2 separate regions of the Homo sapiens genome follow, and region 2 is linked to region 1. Evidence: chromatin loops called from intact Hi-C (ENCODE). Cell type or tissue: natural killer cell. All regions are shown on one strand. Links, peaks and the distances in the headings refer to the core of each region. The heading gives the core; the rest is flanking DNA. Region 1 overlaps LINC02442 (long intergenic non-protein coding RNA 2442). Region 2 has its middle 31 kb from the start of LINC02421.

Region 1 (2,923 bases), core at 168-2,667:
TCCCAATGTCACCTCATAATCAAGTATGGCTGCTGGAGCTCCAGCAATTACATCTACATCAAGTGGAAAAAGGAAGAAATTGAAGAAGAAGAACACATTCCTTCCCTTTAAGGAAATTCCTAGAAACTGTGCACACCAATTCTGCTTATAGCTCATCAGCAAGACCAGGAAATGTCTATTCCGGATGGCCAGCTAAAAATCGAGAGTTCTTTTTCCAGGTTGACTGAGAGAAGTAGAATGTATAATGGAGGAAATTAGAAATTTCTGCCACAGCTATCACTGTCTCAAGTAGAAATTGTCTAAGAAAAGGCTTAACTACAATGATGATGGCAAGTTCCTGGGTTTGGGTTATTAAACACAGCCTTAGATAGGAACTGATTATCTTGAACTAAATAGACATGATTGGGTTCATTTCTACAAACTTCCTCACTTGTGGTTCTCAACTAGCATTGATTTCACCCCCCAAGAGACATTTAGCAATTTGAGACATTTTAGTTGGTCCCAATTGGGAGATGGTGGATGCCACTGGCATTAATGGGTAAAGACTAAACATCCTACAATACACAGGACATTCACACAACAAAACTTATCTAGTCCAAAAATGTCATTAGTGCTGAGGTTGGTAAACCTTTCCATAAGCAATTCATAAAGGCTTTAGTCAAATTTCAGGGTCTAAGCAGAGAGCTGTGTGCATTGCCAATTTTGAGCGATTAAAATAATTACATTTCATATTACTCTGGCTTCATTTGGGCCATGGAATTCCTCATTTGATCCACTGGGTGAGAAATTAAGTAATTATTTCCCCAAAACACATGATCTCTTTTTATGTAGACTTTTTATGTTGCTATGTGGCAGTGTGACCTATCGTTATGATGTTAGTACGATCATTTCAGAATCATTTTCAACCCTCTAGACCAACCTACTTTTCTATCCTTCCTGAGATGGGTGATGTTTTCCTCTTTCATATTTCCTGTTTCTCACTGCACTTACCACATTGCACAATAATCACATGTTGACACGTCTGAATCCCCTACTGGATCACAAGCTCCTTTAAATCAGGGACAATATTTTATTTATTTTTGTATTTCTAGTGCCCAGTGCAGAGTATGCAACTTAGCAGGAGCTCATAAATACACATTGAACTGAACTGAGCTCCTGTTTATCCTTGGGCCTCTCTTCATTCCAGGCCTGCTTGGATATCTTCTGGTTTGGCACTCACAGCAAAGAACCTATCACTAAAATGCTTCCCATTCTGGCACTTCATCTAAAATCCAGAGGATGGGAAAATTCAGAGAACAGGAACTAAGGTGTTAATAATTTAGTTTCTCCTGTGCCCTCTCTGAGTCAGCTGCCTCTCTGTGGTTTACATTTTCTCCCAACCACATCCAGCTTTCAAATATAAGTATCAACTAAAAACTCATTGAGGTGGTTTTTGATGTAGGAAACAGAAATTGAGTGTGTTCCATTTTAAAATTTTCTTGAGGGAAAGATGATACCACCTGGCCTGAAGTTGGCAGGTTGGTTCCAAGGAGGTTGAGGAACAAAGGTGGAGGAGGTAGGAAGCCATAGCAGTGAAAATGTTTGCAGGCCCAGGAGCAGGATGAGAATTTACTGCAAACTGGCGGGTGGTGTCAATTCTCTATTTTGGTTGGTGGAAGAGGTTAGCTATCATGAGAGTCCACAGGCCTATCCACACATCCTTCAGCAGGCTTCTATTGAAGGATTCTTCTGCCTGGAGATAGTTAAGGTGGTTTCTCTTTCACTAAGAACATATCATATCCAACAGAATCCAGCACATTCTAGTTAGAGATTTTCTTGAGACCAATTTATATAACCTAACAACTATTAGGTAGAAAAGGATCTTCTCACAGCACCATGAATAGAGACAGCTTTTTCTGACCACTCATCCATCCTCATGTTTTTTTGGGGGGGTGGGGCAGGGGGGTGATTTGGGGGTTATGGTTTATTTAATGAGATGCACGGCCAATAATCTTTTAAAAATATCAAGAATACAATATCTTCTGTACTGCTGTGATGCCTCTGTTGAGACTTACTGAATGGCCATGCATGGAACTTGAATTGACCAAGACCATTTATTCATTCATACATTCAGTCATGCATACATGCATTTAATTTATATTTATTGAGCTTTTACTAGGAGCTAGATGTTCATGAAGATTGTAAGACACTTTTACTAGGAGTTAGATGTTCATGAAGATTGCAAGACACAGAGCATGGTTCTGTCCTGATACAGTCTAGGCAAGATAAAGATAAAAGGTGGGATGGTGATAAGAACAATGGTGACTAAGAGCTTAAGAAAATGGTACAGAGTCAGAGTGTCAGTGAGTTCAGAAGAGTAAGCAGTTCTTCAACATAGACTCCAGAGGTTGGGAAAAACTTGATGAGAAGTTGAAAACTGAGCTGAGTCTTGCAGGGTGGGTAGGATCTGGACGTGCCTTAGGGCTCTACACCTGTGGTTCTTTCTTCATAGAATGCTCTAATGCTTGGATCAATCCTCTTAATTTTTTATATCTCAGATTAAAAGTAATTCCCTCAGAGAAGGCTTCCATGACCCACTGGATTAGGTAACATGCCACCTTTACGTGTCATCATAAATGTACTTCTGTGTAGCACTTATCAAAACTAGAGCTTAAAGCTCCTGAAGGAGGGACTATGTTTATCTTGTTCACCTTTGAATCCCCAGAACCTATTAAAGTTTTTGAAACTGAGTAGGTACACCATAAATATTTGTCCAAATAATAAATGAATAAGTAGGCGTAGAGAAACGGTGGGTGTTCCTGAGTAGTATGAGCGGGTGTAGACATGAGTGTGTGCATGGCAGGCTGTGAGGTTCTGTGTAGATTGCATAGTATACCTGTGTGTGGAGCAGTGGAACATGATTGTGAGGGTGGGTTGACTGTCT
Region 2 (2,923 bases), core at 241-2,740, 120 kb after region 1:
GGAGACTCTGGACATGGGCAAAGCTTTAAGCCAAAGATCTGTGATGCTCAAGGCTCATCCAGGCATTGGCAGTGTATTCAATGTATAAAAAAAATTCTTTTATTTCCAATGACCTGTTTTATGTTAATTTTATTGTGATGTAGAAAAATAACTAGTGTGTCCTTCAACTTACTTGCCAAAACCTACTCTTTTAAATATTTTCTCAGGAGAAAAGTCATTTTAATTTTAACTTAAAAAAAAAAAAACCACAACTTTTCAGGTAAATTGCCAAACAGATGTTTAGTGCTTAGAGTCTCAGGGCAGCCTTTGTGTTGTGGTTGCAAACATACCTATCTTCTAGATCAGAGGTCAGGAAACTACATCTCTGTGTCACAAACACGACTGCCGTGTGTTTTTGTAAATAAAGTTTAGGATAACCACAGTCATTCATTGCATATTGTCCACTGTCTACTGTCTACATATATTGTGTACTGTCTCTGGGTGCCTTCCCTGCTATGGCAGAGTTGAGTAGTTGAGATAGAGACAGCATAGCCCACAAAGCTTAAGATATTTGCTCTCTAGCCCTTGACAAAGAAGTTTGCCAACTCCTAATCTAGTAGAGGCAAATTTCTGTTATAAAGTCTGTACTTATGTTTACTCATGAATGCATCCATTCTTTTAGAATAACATGGATCATAGTGTACATAATAAACTGTTCCAAAATGGCAATATGGTTTAGTGACCATATATTATTGTCACCATTTCCCTTATTATGTTAACTTCTATTAGATGAAAATGCTATTCTGTAAAACAGAATTATGAAACAGTATACACAGCACAGTGTGAGAGTCAATGGCAAGACATTGCACACAATGAAACCCAGTGAAATGTGAAGAGGCTAACCGGGAAGTCTCCGTAAGTGCATATATTTCACAGCTGTGGTGCTAAGAGACAGATTGCTTGGAATGCCATGAGTAGACAAAGCCAAACAAAAATGAGAGCATGAGGAAATTTTTCTGGTGAAAACAATTTTTCCTTACAAATTTGAAATATTTTCCCTTTTATGTTATATTCTTTTTTTCCCCTTTTGAAGTAACATGGCTTCATCCTCTGCCAAATGTATTCCTTCCCACCCCTACCCCACTTTTGGTTTCTTCAATAAATAAAAATTGATTCCTTCACCTCGTTCACATGGACAGTTTCACAAGCTTATAGTGCATGTTGAAAGAAGTGTTGGATTGATTTTTTTTCAGTAGATGAAAACAGTAAAATTGTTAAACTGCATTAAAAAATTTTCCATATAATTGAAGGTGAAGGCATCAATAAGCAAAGCACTTTTAAGGCAATACTAAGGTTCTCAGCCTTTGGACTGTATTGCTTTTCTTCTCCCCATCACGGGGAATGAGATCCATTCTTGGCTGTTTAGTATTCTGTAATGAAAGGAAAAGTCACTCCCACATTTTTTGGGGTAGAGAAGGGGTTGTTAGTCAGCAGGACTATCAAACAACAGTAGTCATTGCTGTTGCCTGGGCTTTTGAGGGGACCAAAGGAGACCAAACCGAAAGGTTCTGTAAAGTCTGTCTAAGTGAAAGATGTTGCTGTTATCATCTGATTTAGTCATCGAAACCTCCTAAGAACCTCTACAGAGGTTTGAGATGGGGAAGGAAGGAAGTGAAAGTAAAATCAAGCATTTCTGTGACTATTTAAAGCCACCCTAGCAATAAGCCTTGCATGGTAAAGAGTTGAAATTGAATGAGGCTTTCAGTTTTCTGTGGGTTTCACTGATTCACATTAGCCCAAGGGCTTTTTGTGTCTCCCCATGTAGCAGTAGTTACACCCCTGGTTGGCATGAGATAAAATCCTGCCGTGCACACAGAAACCAACTTCTTAGGCATTAGTCAGGGTCTCTCTGAAGTAGAAGTGCCTGAGCCACTTCCGTTTTTTTATTTTTAATACTCATGATGTGTTAGAAAGTGAAGAAATGCCAAGACAGACTTACAAACACTGTGGTATACTTTTTAATGTTTATGTTTAAGAAATTAGTAGTCTTAACACATGCATTTAAGTAAGTGCAATGTAATTATTTTGCTTTTCAAAAGATTTCAACATAAAGAAGCATTTCTACAGGGTATACTATAGGCAGTGGGACCCAAGTTTAAGGTTGTGTGAGGGACAACTCCCTCCAGTCAGACGAGTGAAAGTTACTGCACATATAATCTCACTTGGGGATGATGTCAAATGTCCATGTCTGCGACCCTGTCTAAACTAGGAGGCTGGGCTAAAAGGCTCCCTTGCCCTCCTTCTCCCAGCTCCCCCCACCCACTGCCACCACTGAGACCAGATCGTAAGTACACAATTATGCCTGTGTGGGGAAGTGGGGAGGAGAAACACAAGGTATGATGGAGAGGTCCATTATGTACTCTTACACAAATATTTTTCAAGTGCATACTATGTGCAGAGGTAAGAAGATAGTACCATAGTTAAACTCATACTTAGGGTTTAAATCCTGGCAGTGTTATTCCCTACTTGAGTTATAAAACTTCTCTAAGCCTTAATTTTCTCATCAGTTAGCTCATTTGTGAGGTGCTTCATTAGTTGTTATGAGGATTAAATGACTTACCCACATAAAGTTATCTGAACAGCACCACCTTGCACTGTGAGCAAGCAGTATAAAAGTTCTTGACCTCAGGGAGCTTAATTTCCATCTCCCTCACTGCATTTTGCTCTCAGCTCTCCTGTCTGCAAGCTGGTCTACCTGAAACAACTGCCTTGCAATATCAAAAGATATCTGATAAAACGGGTAAATATAGCTCCACTGATGAGGACAAAAAAAAATCAGCTGTATTAAGGAAATTCTCTTAAAAAGTCATTAATCTTCCATTCAACAAGCAACAATGTGTGTTAGACACTGTTCGGGGAATGCTGATATTGTAGTGAACAAACC

Evidence for each region. Hi-C counts contacts between places; a loop is a spot of excess contacts. Peaks named below come from ENCODE experiments on the same cell type or tissue, not always from the same donor. Only the 100,000 strongest peaks of a DNase experiment are listed, where the experiment ranks them.
Region 2: a loop joins it to region 1, with 2.3 times the contacts of the local background. A loop is called at or near these places in 1 of 110 quality-filtered maps.

Annotation. Positions count from the first base shown.
Region 1 is chr12:67,578,150-67,581,072 of GRCh38, forward strand. The region is part of intron 2 of LINC02442 (long intergenic non-protein coding RNA 2442); the gene reads right to left. Among named protein-coding and RNA genes, the nearest start is that of LINC02442, 10 kb to the right of the region's middle. In natural killer cell, for the core only: no CTCF peak of the experiment used is centred there; DNase peaks (open chromatin) are centred at 1,092 and 1,372; H3K27ac peaks cover 1,661 bases.
Region 2 is chr12:67,697,274-67,700,196 of GRCh38, forward strand. No RefSeq gene overlaps it. Among named protein-coding and RNA genes, the nearest start is that of LINC02421, 31 kb to the right of the region's middle. In natural killer cell, for the core only: no CTCF peak of the experiment used is centred there; DNase peaks (open chromatin) are centred at 348 and 1,748; H3K4me3 peaks cover 841 bases; H3K27ac peaks cover 1,383 bases.